Linked DNA regions of Homo sapiens: region 1 is linked to region 2. A link is an interaction called in ENCODE POLR2A ChIA-PET data of the cell type or tissue named here. Cell type or tissue: MCF 10A. All regions are shown on one strand. Each heading gives the region's core, and the rest is flanking DNA. Links, peaks and the distances in the headings are about the cores only. Region 1 overlaps LOC107985239 (a long non-coding RNA gene). Region 2 has its middle 96 kb from the start of CBSLR.

The links. ChIA-PET counts read pairs that join two places held together with the same protein. Peaks named below come from ENCODE experiments on the same cell type or tissue, not always from the same donor. Only the 100,000 strongest peaks of a DNase experiment are listed, where the experiment ranks them.
Region 1: POLR2A ChIA-PET joins it to region 2 with 5 read pairs; 2 of 35 experiments call an interaction of 5 or more read pairs at or near these places.

What each region holds. Positions count from the first base shown.
Region 1 is chr1:185,525,994-185,534,207 of GRCh38, forward strand. The region is part of intron 1 of LOC107985239 (a long non-coding RNA gene); the gene reads left to right. Among named protein-coding and RNA genes, the nearest start is that of LINC01350, 98 kb to the right of the region's middle. RefSeq lists an enhancer at 5,693-6,352. In MCF 10A, for the core only: no CTCF peak of the experiment used is centred there; a DNase peak (open chromatin) is centred at 2,528.
Region 2 is chr1:185,409,269-185,417,482 of GRCh38, forward strand. No RefSeq gene overlaps it. Among named protein-coding and RNA genes, the nearest start is that of CBSLR, 96 kb to the left of the region's middle. In MCF 10A, for the core only: no CTCF peak of the experiment used is centred there; a DNase peak (open chromatin) is centred at 3,703.

The sequences.
Region 1 (8,214 bases), core at 2,153-7,152, 120 kb after region 2:
TTTTATCCAAATATGGTGAATTTAGAGAGCATTTAGAAAGACTCCAAGACTCCAAAATAATGAGTCTATACCTATACATTGGCCAATGTAAGATATTAAATGATTTAAACATTTAAAAATTGCCTACGTGAATTTCAAAAAGTAGTGTTTATCTTTTATAGCTGAGTTTAAATTCAAGAAAATATGTCAAAAGAGCCTCATAAATATTTGTCAAGTATAAAATAATCTGTTTTAAAGAAGATATCATTCCCTTTATTACTGATGTAACAATGTCAATTTTATAGCTTTCAGAAATTGTAAATGTTTCATTGGATCCTCACAAACAACACTATAAAAATAATAGCTAGTATTTATTGTCTACTATGTGCCAGACATTTTTCTAAGTATTTTATGTCTATTAACCTTGTCCTTCAAACCACCTTAGTTCCTATTATCGTCCTCATAAATGAGGAAACCAAGGCCCAGAGAGTTAAAGTAACTTGCTTGAGGTCACACAGCCTTCCAGAAGCAGAACTGATATCATCCCTAGAGTGGATACCTTAGTCATAGCCACTTTGCTATAGTGCCTCTCAGGTGAGCAGGGCAAAGTTTGTATAGATTGTTCTTTATCTTTCTTTTCTTCCTGCTGGAAGGTAGAGGACTGAAGACAGTCATTTTGTGTCTGGGTGGGGTCTTCAGTGGGGCCTTCTGAAGATTTTCCTTTGATTCTATGTTTTACACACTTTCTTTGCTCTCCATTGCAACCCTGTCTAAGCCACCTTGTTTGAGGTTGTGCTCTACTATGTATGCCATTTGCATATTTCTCTCAAGTTCCCCTTTCTGTTTCTTCTGTGTGTGTCCAGAAACTGGGTAGTGCATGTGTGCATCTCACAGTCTTTGCCTGCTAAAGTACTTCTTGCAGAATAGGGATTTTTAGCCATTTTTGTACTGGGATACCCATCTGGTTGACATTCTAATGCTTGATATACTTTCTTGGAAGCAGAGGTAAGATGCATGTGGATTACAGGCAATTCTCAGCACCTTAGGCTTTATTGTCCCTCCTTTCTCTCCAACACAAGAAATACAAGTGAGTGTGAGTGAGGGACTTATGGGCACAGCTGTTCATCTATCCTTGTGCATAGTGAAAGTGAATCATCCTCACTACTTAGTGTTTTTAAAAAATAATCATTTACTTGTCTCAACCCTTACCATAGATTGTGTACCCTGGGTCTCAATAGTGTGCTTGGTTACAAACTGCTGCTTTGGAAAGATCTCTTAATTATGAAGTAAGATGGTTAGGTTTGGTGATTGCTAAGATTGCTTTTAGCTTTAACATTCTATGGTTTCCTCACATTGTGCCAGAAGGTCCCACATCATTGTGGTAGTGGACAACCAGGTTGCTTCTGAGAGACCTAGTGTTGTGGGTTGAATTGTGTCCCCCGACTCCAACAAAATATGTTCAAATCCTTACCACTGGTACCTGTGAATGTAATCTTACTTAGAAATAGTGTTTTTCAGATGTAATCAAGTTAAGATGTGGTCATACTGGATTATGGTAGACCTTAATTCAATGGCCAGTATCCTTATAAAAAGAGGGAAATTTGGACAGACACAAAGAGGGCACTATGTGACAATGGGGGCAGAGATTACAGTGATGCACCTGCAAGTCAAGGAACACCAAGAATTGCCAGCAACCACTAGAAGCTAGGAGACAGGCATAGAGCAGATTCTCTCTCAGAACTTCTAGGAGGAGCCTCTTGATCTGCTGACCTCTTGATTTTGGACTTCCAGCTTCCAGAACTTCAAGACAATAGATTTCTATTGTTTTAAGCTACCCAGTGTGTGATCATTTGTTATGGCAGCCCCAGGAAACTAATACACCTTGCAAACTTTGGGTTAGTTGATCCTGACCCATGTTTAAAGTTCTGTGTTCAGACACCCCTTTCATGTGCTCTGTAACAGGACGTGGCTCTCTAGCAGGCGTGTGCATGAAAATTCGAGCTCTGGAGCATCTTCTTCTGACTTCTCCCCATGGGAAGCCTCCAGTCTTTCTGGTCTTTCTGAGGCACTTGCTTTTCAGTTTTCTTCATAGTTGATTCCCATAGATTCTCGTGACCAGCTCCTACTGTGGTCCTTCTGTGGGAATTATTTCAAACCTAGACTGGAACTGAGGAGATATTTAGGAAACAATTCCTGACTCCCTTTAGCTGATGTAATTTTAATTTATAATTTTCATGTCAGAGTGATTACCATGAAATTATTTAAAAGAAAGACATTATCCAACAGTCTCATGACAGTGTCATTTTATGCTGATGGGGTAATTTGTCCCTTTAGAAACAATTATTTCTTGAATAATTACTTTGGGTACCAAGTGACAGGCTCAGACTATTTTGGGACTCTGTGGCCTTGCCTCATGACATGCATTTACCTTGAGGATAAGGCGTGTGGCAGGTATTGCCTGTGACTCATTGCTCTTCTGCAGTTTGCTGCACTGTTCCTGTCTTTAGCAGATAGCAGCATTTGACGATGATGGCTTGGAAGAATTGCTGCCAATATGATTCTTATGTAAGACTGGCATAGAGGAATGTCCTCGTTCCTTACTAAGCGTCTTTTTGCTCAAACCAGGTTTTTTTTTTTTTTTTTGGTTGACAGCCCAGGAAATTCACTAGATGTGGGGAAATATGAGTTAGCCAAGTATTACATTTGATCATTTTATGTAAGGCTTCCAACTTGAAGCTGCCTCACTTAAATTAATAAGGGTTAAAATAAAGTTATCTTTATTTATGATTCTGAAGATACAACTTTAACAAACTATATATTGATTTGTACTAAAAGGAGTAAAGAGACATGGATTATTTAAATCTATGTTAAAATATTTATGAAAACTTTCAAAATCTACAAAACCCAGTGCATTTTCAGGGTGACAACAAGTGCGCTAAAATAACATTCAATCTTCTTGATTCCACATTCCATCTTGTCCCCACCTTCTCCCAGACAGACCTACATTAAGAGTCTATTGTGTATCCCATCTCGCTTTTGGTGGCCTCTGTTCTAATGCCAAATTTTCCACAGATTCTCTGTTTCAAAACCCATAGCTAATCTCTGAGAGCCAGGTTTTCAATGTTTAAGAGCTGGAAATACTATTTTAGTAATATTGCATTTTGAATATCCAAAGTTCTGTGAAGACAAGGATGATATGCCCAATGCTTACTGTGCTGAACGAAGGTGCAAATGTTCCTCTTTACCAAAGCAGTCATTTGGCTGCATAGTGACATTTCGGTCAACAACAGACTGCATATAAGGTGGTGGTCCTATAAGATTATAGTAGAGCTGAAAAATTTTTCTCACCGAGTGACATCTTGATGATCCCAATACTCTGTAAACCTAGGCTAATGTACGTGTCTGTGTCTTAGTTTTTAACAAAAAAAGTTTTAAAAGTAACAAATAAAAATTAAAAAGTTCTAAATATGGAAAAAAAATGTATAGAGTGAGAATATAAAGAAAATATTTTTGTACCACTGACAATGGGTTTGTGTTTTAAACTAAGTGTTATTAAAACAGAGTCAAAAAGTTAAAAAATTTTAAATGTTTATAAAATAAAGTTATAGTAAGCTAAGTTTAATTTATTATTGAAGAAAGATTTTTTTTAATAAATTGAGTGTAGGCTAAGTATACCTTTTCATAAAGTCTACAGTAGTATACAGTAATGTCCTAGGCCTTCACATTCACTCGCTACTCACTCACTTACCCAGAGCAACTTCCTGCAAGCTCCATTCACAGTCAGTGCCCTATACAGGTGTGCCACTTTTAATCTTTTACACTGTATTTTATTATACCTTTTATATGTTTAGATATGTTTAGGTACACAAATACTTATCATTGTGTTACAGTTGCCTGCAGTAACTGTATGGTAACAGACCGTCTAGACTAGGTGTGTAGTGGGCTATATATACCCTTTGGGCTTGTGAAAATGCACTCTATGATGTTCACACAATGATGAAATGGCCTAACAATGCATTTCCCAGAACATATCCTTGTCGTTAAGTGGCACATGACTATAATTCTTATCTCCAGTTTATATGAAAAAATTAACATTCAGGTAGGTTAAATTAATTGCTCTCAAATATATAAAATAGCAGAAAAACAGGAAGATTGTTCTGTTCCAAAGGCCCCTGATTTCATATCAAGAGTTGATAGTTTGAGAACCTACTCTTAAAAGAAAAAAATTTTGGCCGAAATATTAGAATGTAATGCAATCCTACTAATTAATAAGTTTTATTTATTTTGGCAAATACACAATTTAATTACTTTACTAGCTGTTAGCTGCAAACTGCTTAGCTCCTTTGGAGTTTTTCAAATGTGCAGAAAACCTCAGGTGGAAGAGCCCAAAGCAAAACACACCGCTTTTTCCTGATAACGGCATTTTCCAGACGTCATTTTCCCAGCTGTCAGAGTGTGATAAAAGGCTTGGGTTTAAAAACTTGACCTAAGACTTACCTGGGTGTTGCCCAGCAGAAATATGGGTTTCATTAAATTAGCAACAGATCTGAAAGCCAGAATGAAAAAGCAAGCTAATTCCCAAAGTCAGTGTTTTGTCCCCATAACAACCTGCAGGTGTCTGAGGACCATAGAAATCAGCTTAATGTAATTTTTCCATTTTTCTCTGCTCAGGTTCTGAGATGGCAACTGCTGGTTTCATTTGTCTGGAGATTTCATCTTTCAGAGCTGTCAAGGATTTTAGTGGCTATAAGGAGAGAACTCTGATGATAAAGTTTATTGATTCATGACTGCATTCATATAAAACACTAAATGGAATTTTGAATGGCAAGAAACATGTTTTGTACATTCAATAAATGAGAATCTGTGTATCATGAAAATGGTAACACTTAGTATGATAATTTTCAGTTTATAAAGTGTTTTATTTAATTCTGACAATAATCCTGTAAGGTAGCTGAGTTGTTGAGTTATAGTAGCACTCAATGTATACCCTTCAACCCCTGCCACAAACACACAAATGCATGTTCAGTTTTCTTTCATATACAAAATATCCCATCTCCCCAAACCGTTACCCCATCTCATACTTTGTTCACTTCTAAAATTCCTGGAAAGGTGAAATGTTCCCATAACTGTCTTCAACTCATCACTACCACTCCATGAGATCTGGTCTAATCTTTGCCATTATAGAAAATCTCACTTAGTTACTAATAACTTCCTTGTTGCTAAATGTAGTGAAGTTTCCTCTATATGTATCATTCGAAGTTCTTGGTAGTTTTGCATTCTATTGATCAGCTCCTTCATTTTCCTATTTTTCTTTTAAGCGTTCCTTACTATGGCTTCCGTGACAATGCAGCTTTCTTCCCAGTACCGTGGCCATTCTCTCTCCAATATCTTTGTTAGCTCCTCCTTCCTTTCTTCTGGAAAATATATACAGGGCCTTGGGGGTGGGGTGAGGGGCTGGAGCAATAATTTTAGCTCTTTCTCTTCATCTTCCTCTCCCACGTTCTACAACAGCTATTCATTTTCTACCCTGTCCTCTTACCACTCAGTTGATGACTTTTTTCAGGTCTACAGGATCTGAATCTCATGGCTTTCTATCCACAAGAAATTGCACTCCAAATACATACCCTCTTATCTCCTCTCTTCCAGTTTATGAGGAAGAGGTGTGTCTTTTCTTGTTCAAGACCAAACCTTGTTCATGATCCTATCCCCTTCTGCCCTTTCTGGGAATAGAACCTTGTTCCATTGGGTATTTCCTCTCTATAAGATATTTTTAACCTAACCTTATTAGTTTGTTGTTTGTTTGGAGCCTCTGTACATACTCAGGTCTCTCCAATTCTTAAAAGTGATTGCCTTTACTCAGTGTTCTCTGTAAACACTATCCTATCTTTTTCTCTTTCAGCAAGGCCAAGCTTCGGCAAGGAAGAGTCTACAGATGCTCTATTTCCCCTCCTTTAACTCTTTCTTCGATTCAGGCTTTAACGCCAGCCTAGGGGCATCTAATTGCCTCACATCAACAAGGTTGCTTAATTTCTCAGCAGGAATTGATGCTGCCCTCTACACCCTTTTTTGTTTTAGAGACTTTGCACCTGTGGTTTCCATTAGCCACTGTCTCCTGGTTTCTGATTCTTTTTGCTTTGTTTCCATTTGGGCTCTCCTCCTTTCTCATTCACCAAATTGTTGTTCTTTTCCTGCTTCTTCACCCCCTCGTCTTCTGTCTTCCCCTCCTCCACCATTTTCTCTTTCCCCATTGATTCTTTCCATTCAGCTGCAAGTTTGAACCTCATTTGTATACCATGATATAAATGACAGATATTGTTCACATGCCAGACACTTCTGTAGGAGTATCGTTGGCCTTAACATCGTTGGCCTTAACTTCTTCTTTCTTGCTCATTCAGTAACATGTATTAGAAGGCAAGTGAGTGAGAATGGTTATTACAGGGGTCACCTTGAATCAGTTTTCATTTCTGAAAATAGTAAATAACTTGGAAACTTCAGTACTTTCGCCTTTATTAGAGACAGATTACTGGAGACACACCACACAATTGATTGGTGTACCTTAGTGTTTTATGACAACATGGTTGGAAAAGGCTGATATCTTAGGTCCAACGAAATTATTAAGTTGATTTGGATTTAATGGTGATTTTATAGTTATTTTTCCTGGAGAATTTTCAACCAAAAAATTTAATTCTTTTGATCCCCCTAGACTCATTCATTTATCTGTTTACTTTTTATCTTACCAATAGGTAAAATTCTTATTCTATAAATATTCTGGTTTGGAGGTTGCTGTTCTCAAATTTCTAGAATTAAGCAATGAGAAAAATCATTTGTCTGGGTCTTTATGGTTATATACAAGAGTCTTATATTACAAAAAATAGCTTTTTCATAATATAAGAATTATAATGAGAACAAAGATATTGTCACTCATGTATTAAAGAGACCCATCCAAGGATAAAGTCCCTGGGAAAGTAAGTTTCTGGAAGCTGGAGAGAATGAACTGGAGAGAATGAACTGAAAAGAATGCCACACATACCTTGAGATACTCTGTTAAGCTATGATATCTTGAAACATGGACAGGAAAAGATTAGAGATTTATGTGAATCAGGACAGCTTAAGTCTTGAAATATTTCCTATCTAGAAGACATCTTCTCACAGTGGTTTTTAGAGTAACTTTGAATTTCATGACCTCAGTGAGTATAAAATTTGAATGGAGAGAAAATACTGTTCTCTAGAGGTTGAAAACACACATATTCTTTCTTATTATTTTTATAATCATTTGAAACAAATACTTCAGTCATGATGAACTATTAAATCTGATTTTCATTTATTTTTAAGGCTCAGAAGGCCAAAGTTTAAACTAGAAGTTGATATTGAGCTGGCTCATATTTACAATTACTATCTATTTTCCCCTCTAGTGGTCCCTGTCTACTTCTATTTTTAGTTTACTTCAGCAAAACTGCTGCAACTCTGATAGCAAACATACCGCTTTATCCCAGCAACATGGATTAGAAGCTTTTTTAAAAGCAGGAACCATGGTGTATACTTCTATCCTTCAAGTGCTTTGCATACGATTGATGTGTAACAAATAATTTTGAGTTTTTGTCTCATCAATAAGTAAAACATTTATAGAAAATAAAGATGTTATTTTTTGTAAAGAAAAATAATTTATTTTCTTATTAACTAGAGACAATTTCTATCAACAGCCTAGTATAAACCAGAGATTGGCAAGCGTTTTCTTTCAACGGACAAAAATAATAAATATTTGAGGCTGTGTGGACACTGAGGTCTCTGTCGCAACCACTCAAGTCAGCTGTTGGGGCATGGAAGCAGCCACAGAAGACAGGAGATGATTAGAAACTGTGTGTGTGGCTGTGTGTCACCAATAAAGCTGTGTTTTCAAAATGGGCAGGTTAGAGTCTGCCTGTAAGCTGTAGTTTGCTGATTCCTGCAATACACTTTAACACCCACCCCCGACACACATATATGTGGTGGTTTTAAAGAATGATATCATTGTATTATATTGTAAAGGTAATTTAAAGCTTTGAAACAGGCTACAGAGATTCTAGATATTCCTTCCAATAGACTCTGGGGATTGTCTGTCCTAAACAACATGGATTTTCAATTGCCCCAAAGGGGACAAAAATTCGATCTGAGGGGCAGAAAAGAATCATAGTAATTATAATGGTTTGTAGCCCTCCAAAGTTCAACTCTATCCAACAAAATCCTTATATCTTAGTG
Region 2 (8,214 bases), core at 1,742-6,741:
ATGACTGTTATTATTATATCCTTATCATATACTAGAAAGTGGGGCAGTTTCTTTATTTTTATTTTGGATATTATTTATTATTATTTGGATATTGTACTGTGCTTTCATCTGTGTCTTATATTTGCTTTGTCTTTTATTTTTTATCATTTATCTCAAATTCCTTTGATGTTTCAGGCCATTCATATTCTCATCCACTCTTCTCACTTCGGTTACTTTTTGAATTACTGCGTGAGATTTCACAACCTACTCATTTTCCCTCCTCCACCGGCAGGTGTGGTAGCAGAGCAGAATTTTTCATGACAGGCTCGGTGGAATTCAGTGGAGCTTGAGTGGTGGCTCTCCTGATGGGCAGCAGCCATCTTGTGTGGTTCTTATATTCTTAGGATGTAGGCTGAGGCTATTATCTTCCCCACAGTTTACTGATGGATGCATTTGAGTGATAGAGATTAAATAGCTTTCCCAGGAATAAAACAATGAGTCAGTGATAAATGTAAGAACCAAAGGCAGAATGCTTGGCTTCTTAGCTATCCATAAATAACTTAGATGTTGGTGCATTGGCAATATTCTTCTTCTATAATAAATCTCAGATAAACATAACAAACACTCTTCTAAGCACAAATGACAACCTTGTGATGATTCTAACACGGACTCTTGGGAGTGTTCCCTTTCTCTTCCCTCTTGCCCCCTGAAGCATACTCTTTCTCAATAGGCTCAGATGTTCAGCCCAACTGCTCTTCAGTCCAAACTCCCTTCTAAGCCAAGACCCTATGACTTTCTTTCTCTTCCCTGGTAATAAAGCAAGTCTTGGGCATCAGAGTTTCCTAAAGATTACTAAGCACTTAATGTGTTCCTGTACACTTTTTGAAGGTCTCTCTTATTACCTCTAACTTCCACATGTTTAATATCAAGTGCCTGGGGCCAGTATCAAGCCCTGGAACAATATCTCTTTGTTCTCCCTGTTTAAGCTTTCAAAATCCCACAAACTATGCCTTTCAGTTAATGTGTGTCCTAGTCAGATGCCTTGTCTGTCTCCTGGTGTAATCAGTTTGGTTATATCTGGACACTGGGTAATTCTGTGTGACAAGACAGGGGTGTTGCCTAAGGACTGGACAAGGCTTTCTCTTTAGCCATCTCACATGTGGTCTGAGAGGTTCAGTGTGAAGACCTTGGTGCTGTAAAACAAAACCATGTACAACAAATGCCTAAAATCTGTGCAGTCTGATGTCATGTTGCACAATAAATGTAAACACAACACACAAATGACTCTAATTAATATCAGCCTTCTGCAGTTAAACCAATGTGTGACTGTTTCCTCATTTTGTTAGTTTTCAAATATTCCTTTCTTCCATTTTTTTAACAATTTAACTCAATTTTAATAAAATGTTTCCCAAGCATTATTTTGACCACATACCCAAATTTAAGTTGTGAACATTAACAGTGTCCATTATATAAACACACTTGAAGTTAAGGACTTAACAATTTTCTAACATTAGCCTCTTTTCTATACTGCTTTTCACATATGTGCCCATTAACAAATGGAATGTCTGTTACATGTATTGGTTTGTGAGTGTTTCTGGAAAACCACGGTGTGTGAAGACCAATTTCCATGCCGGCATTGCATGCATCCAAATATTAATAATGCACAGAGGCACAGAATTAGAGCAGTTAAGAGAGCAGATTCAAATGCTAACATGTCTCATTTCCCTTTTTATTGGTTGTTTTGCTTAGTACTTCTTAAAACAAAAATAAGAATCTAGTTTTCAAGTATTTCTTGCCACTTTTGAGTGAACACTTTCCCCTGCTGCCCAGAAGGTCATTTCTTGTCTCCCATACAAGACGCACGTGGTAACAGGGTTAAAAGCACTCTACATTTAGGAGGTCTTGGGTATTACCAGGGAGTTCCCAGTTCATTCTTTTCAAGGTCAAACTGTAAATAAATATCATCCTAAATCCAAATATATTCAAGGTTTTTCATGCTACCAGATTCTTCTAGTGCAGTGGCTCAGAGGCTGAGCTTTGGAATTTCTCTTATGGGTTGTTTGCATTCCCTCTCTGCCACTTTCTAGTTCTCTGACCTTGACTATGTGACAAAACTTGGCTCTATGACTTACTGGCTATATATCTAAGTTTTAGCTTCCCCATCTATAAAGTGGGGGTAATAATAGTACTCAGTAGGGTTACTGTGATTAAATGAGCTAAAACTGAAAAGGACTAAGTATAATCCATAATATAGTAAGTGCTCAATAAATGTTAGTGATTACTGGTAAGAATAAAATGCTAATTTCATGCTTTTCTTTATTATATGATGAGAGAAGTTGAGAAATGGCTGAATGAATTATCTGAATTGTGTGATATTTAGTTTTTTTTTCCTGCAGAGGTAACATTATGTTCTATAAATCCTCTAATGTAGTAGGTAGTATCTATTCTGAACAGGTCTCTCTGAATTAGGAGATTGGAAATGTCAGCAAATGATGTTCAAGTAGATTCAATTCTTTTTTGTGAGGGGGGTAGGGTTGGGGCAAGCATTTTCATGTGGATATAAGAGGGCTTCAAACCAAAATTTAAAATCTGGCCAACCACTGCTGTTTCCCCCAGAAGTTGTGGGAGAGAAATTTTATGAGAAATTTTATCCTCTATTCTAAATATTTTTTGAGGGGCGGGCCGGGGGGAGGGGAGATTCTTCCCAGAGGTGTTTCTTTGTTTTAGAACCAGCCATGTATGTGTTGTCTTGATACCTTGTGTATATCACCTCCCAGGCCACTTTCAAAACAGGAACCAGTGGAATTTTTGATGAACAGCTAAGTTCGGGTTATTTCTGAGAGGCATGTGGAGATAGACACGAAGCTTTCTTGATGCTGCAGGAGGAACTTAAAACAAAAGTCTTGGATGCCTCGCAGAAGGCTGTGCCCTAAGCAGAGAAAGGAAATCTTTCTTCTAAATTGCACCAATTGTTTTCAATCTTCTTTTACTTTTACCTTCCCACACACTAAGTCTATCAGTTCTGCCAGTCTGATGTCTAAAAATAGTTGCTATAGGGATATTTGCGTTTGATAAAATGCCACGGGGTCCTTGAGGCTAATTGGCAGGTTGAATTATTTCATGATCAATCCTTTAGATATTTGTTCTCAATTAAATTGACCATCTTAAAGTTTTTTTAAGGGAGCATGAGCAAATGTCAAGTTCAAAGTGCCGTATAAAAGCAAGAAGCAGATCTGAGGTGAAGAATCTGTAGGGTTAGTGTGGTCAGAGGGACACATTCATCACCTGCCTGTGGCTATGTCTACAGACAAAGAGAGGAGAATAGCAAGGTTGCTTGGGCAGAAATGAGAGCACTGAGGGAGCTGGGGTTAACCCAGGTTCACAGAGAGCCCACGGTCAGTAGTGGAGTTGGCGTGGAACCCAGCCCCACGGGCTTAACACGGTTATGTTATTTCTGTCTCCACTAAACTCCAGGAACTTACTAGAAGAACACAAGACATGCATACGTTAAGAACCAGAAAGCACAGTCAGTGGGTGTCACTGTGCTGCATGTGGGACACGGAAATGCAAAACAAGGCATTGAAGAGCATGGGAGTGGCAGGGCTCATCCCAGCCAGACAAGGAAGAAGTCAGGATTGTTCTGGCCTGTCATGCTGGCACTTGTCCTGGTGTCTTTCTTGATCCACCCTTCAGGCCCCAGGTGTCCCTATACTCTTTCCCTCCCATCCAAACCTGCTCTCAGAGAAAAGTCAGGAAGCCTTCAGTTGTTGCACAACCAAGGTGTGGCCTGGCTGGTTTCCACACAGCAGAGGTACTCTGTTCTGGGAATTTAGATGGGGAAAGATTCTTAAAAGTTTCTTCTTGCAAATATTTTCAAAATTAAGTCTTAATATTTTAAAAAGAAGCAATTAACAAGCAAACAAGAAGTCCCCAAATCCTCAAATGTTTACTCCATGAAATTTCCTCGGACCACTCCCCTGAGCTGTCAACCTTCTCTCTTTTTGTTGCCAGAGCTTTTTGTGTATACAGCTTTTGATATACATTATCATGTAATGACAGGGATATGTTCGGGACATGCATTATTAGGCAATTTTGTTGTTGTGAGAACAACATAGAGTGTCCTTACACTCTATGGTAAGGACACTCTCTGGTGGAATTTGTGTGTCTAAGCATAGAAAAGATTACAGTCTTATGGGACCACTGATGTATATGCAGTCCATTGTTGACCAAAACGTTGTGTGGCATGTGACCATACCTTTTTTCAAGTTCTCATCATATTTCATGCATTTATTCATTTATTTATTTATTTGAGATGAGTTTCACTCTTGTTGCCCAGGCTGGAGTGCAATGGCACAATCTTGGCTCACTGCAACCTCCGCCTCCTGGGTTCAAGCAATTTTCCTGACTCAGTCTCCCAAGTAGCTGGGATTACAGGCGCCCACCACCATGCCCAGCTAATTTTTGTATTTTTTTTAGTAGAGATGGGGTTTTACCATGTTGGACAGGCTGGTCCTAAACTCCTGACCTCAGGTAATCCACCTGCTTCAGCCTCCCAACTTGCTGGGATTACAGGCGTGAGCCACCATGCCCGGCGCAATTAATTATTGATAGCTCTGTCTGTTTTGAGACAGGGACTTCCCTTTATTCATGTTTGGTATATTTTTACTTGGGTAGATGCTCAATAAACTAAAAAAGGGAGAAAAGAATCTAAAACCATTAATGCTAAGGTGCAAGCCTGGCCAACAAGGTGAAACCCCCTCTCTACTAAAAATATAAAAACTTAGACAGGTGTGGTGGTGCGTGCCTTGAGATATTGCAGTTTCCCCAGATAACCTAAATCTACCACAATAGGAGGGAGTTTGAGTGAATAATGGCATATCTTTATACAAAGAATTTCTAATAAGGGAAATGCATATGTTATAGTAATAAGTAGAAACAGCTGATTGAGTTTAACATAATATGTAATAATGCATAGAAAGAAGGTCTAGAAGGAAATGAACCAAACTGTTGAAATCATGATTTCTAATTGTGAGCGTTATGAATGATTTTTATTTTCACCTCCTTAATTTTCTGTATTGTTCAAAGTTTCTAGAATGAACATGTATTCATATATAACACATAAGAAAATTTGGTTTCCCCCTCAAACAGTATCTCTCAGAAAAGGAGTTGCATTTGAGCTCTTCCAAAGTCCTTTGCACTATGGTGCGGTCGCCGACTTTTTTTGAAACACAAAGTGCTAGGTGGGTGGGGAGGACACATTAGCTTGAATTGACCCTAACAAATCATAAACTTTTAGATAATTATGGTTGTTTGCTTAAAAAAAAAGGACCATGGAGGGAGGAGGAAGAAAAGGAAAAAAATTAAAAATAAAAATAAAGGACCAGAAAGCATTAACATAAGTTTAACGAATCCCTTATTTGGGAACAGGCCTCCAAATTAATTTGCAAGTTCTAGATGTCATTGTAAACCGGCTTTCTGAAGGTCCCTTTACCAAGCAATGCTATAAGTGATTACATTGTGACAACCATAAATATACATTTGTAGGATGAATAGAACAAAAAATTATTTTAGTGTTTTGTAAATAGTACTTGTGGCTTGGGATGAAAATTGCAATGGCAGCATCATGGTTTAAAATAAAACAAATTAGATGGAAGAGAAGATTATGTCTGGAAAACTATCAGATGCCTAAAAACATGTCTCATGAAATGGAAGACACTTGTCACTAGACACACAGATGGCAACTTTAAATCAGACACCTTCATGGGATGGAAAAGTGGAAGAATATTTCTAAATTGAATTATTTTATACAATGTGACTTTAAATATGTATACTTAATTAAATTAATAAATTAAACATTGAAATTAGGTACATAACTATTTCATCTATCTTCCTAAAGGCTTATATTTGAGTTGGTCCACATTATTAAAAAATTTTTTTTCTCTTTGGGAAAGTAACCTTATGTTAGTGTTACTTTTTATTCCTGTATGCTTTTATAACAAGAGCAAAATCAAAAGCACAAACTTGCTATGCCTTCCAGGGAATCTTAAAATTTAATAGGAATTATGCTTTTATGTAAGCCATTAAACTGTAATGATGAAATCCCAGGCATCAGCTAGTGGATGGGGAAGGTATTTAGGGAGACAGTCTGGTCTCCGTGCCCTTAGAATCACTAACTTAGACAAGGCCATTTGCTTAGCCCTGAGTGAGGCTGGCTTTGTCGGGGAAGATTCCATCCAGGAACATTTCTTGGAGAAGTGACTTTGGAGCTCAATTTGCAAGTAGGAAGTGGACATATTAGAAAAGAAGGAATAAAAAGACATGTGAGTGACCTACTGCTGCTTTACAAACCACCCCAAAGCTTAAAGGCTTAAAACCACAGTCATTTATTCGTTACCATTCTTTGGCTTGGCAATTTGGGCAGAGCACAGCTAGGATGGCTCATTTCTACTCTGTATCTGTTTGCAGTTGTTGATGGGTTGGTCCATCATAGATGGCCTCTCTGTCCGCCTGGGACCTGGGGAGAGAGTCCTGTAATGGCTGGATGGCTGGGTCTCTTTCTCCATGTGGTACCTCTCATCCTTAACAAAGGACTTGTTCACAGACAGCATTATTCAAAGAAGGCGAAAGTGGAAGCTACAGGGCCTCTGGAAGCCAAACCTTGGTAGTCATATGATATTGCTTCTGCCATATCCTATTGCTCAAAACAAGTCACAAAATCAGCCCAGATCCCAGGGAGTGGGGAAATAGATTCTGCCTTTTGATGGGAAGAGCTTTAAAGAATTCGTGGCCAGATTTATCTCAACATAGGGCATTTCCAATGGGGAGAACAGCTTCTGGAAGGGAATAGAGGTAGGAATACATGAAAGTTGTAGTAGGAATTTTAGAGTCTAGCCTGATTTAAATAGAGGAGGCTTGTTGATGAGCAGCTTGAAATGAAACTGGGTATGCAGCCTAAGAGGCCCAAACACTGTAAACTTGGGACCAGGACTTTGAAGTAAGGGTTAGCAAAGCTCATTGTGGATCCCAGATCACAGCCTCAGAGTTCCTTTTAATTCATCTTCTGTATTGTACTGTATTGTATTGTATTGTATTGTATTGTATTGTATTGTATTGTATTGTATTGTATTGTATTGTATTGTAATTGTATTGTATTATTTATTGAGACGGAGTCTCACTCTGTTGCCCAGGCTGGAGTGCAGTGGTGCGATCTCGGCTAACTGCAACTTTTGCCTCCTGGGTTCAAGTGATTCTCCTGCCTCAGCCTCTCATGTAGCTGAGATTACAGGCATGCACCACCATGCCTAGATAATTTTTTGTAGTTTTAGTAGAGACGGGGTCTCACCATGTTGCCAGCCTGGTCTCAAACTCCTGATCTCAGGTGATCTGCCTGCCTCGGCTTCCCAAAGTGCTGGGATTACAGGTGTGAGCCACTGCACCCCGCCTGTTTTTATTTTTTAAACAATTTTTGCTTTGACATCTTGGAAGACTCTGTTTCAGTAAAGTATACCATATCCAGGAATGGATTTTATCAATGCCTTTGTGGACTTTCAGAAGACAGAAGAGCACAGAGGCAGGAAAGGACAGTGGTTACGTGCCTGAACTCTGGAGCCAGACAGACCTTGGTTCAAATCCTGTCTTCACCACTATGAAGCCACATAACATTTGGCAAGTCACATAACCTCTTTAAGCTTTGGTTTTCTCCAATGTAACATGGGACTAAAATTATACCTACTTCACAGGAATGGTTGTGAGGATAGATAGTACACTTAGGGATTTGTAAGCATTGAACATATAAGTGCTCAGTTAGTGTCACCTGTGATTATTACCTTTGGATTTTCCTTTTTCATCTGTAAAATGGGTTACTGCTGCTGGAATTCCTGGGTCTTATTCTTAAAATGGCTAATGAAATTCTACATCAAGGAATTTGAAAAGATTAAGGACTATGTCCCCTTTTGTTCTTATTGTTCCCTTAGTGTTCTTATGATCTGTATACAAAAAAGTCTGTTCCAAAGCTAATTGCTACTCTCTACTGAGAGAAGACCAACCTCACAGCAAGTTGCAGTGTTGATGTGTTAAAGAAAAAAATACATTTATTATCTAATTGAATATATTATATAAGATGAATTAGGATGTTGGAATGTGCTTAGTTTTAAGCATGCACCTTTTCCCTATTTAACAAATATTTTGAAATCTCCCACTGTGTTATATGCCCTATGCCAGGTATTAGAGATATAA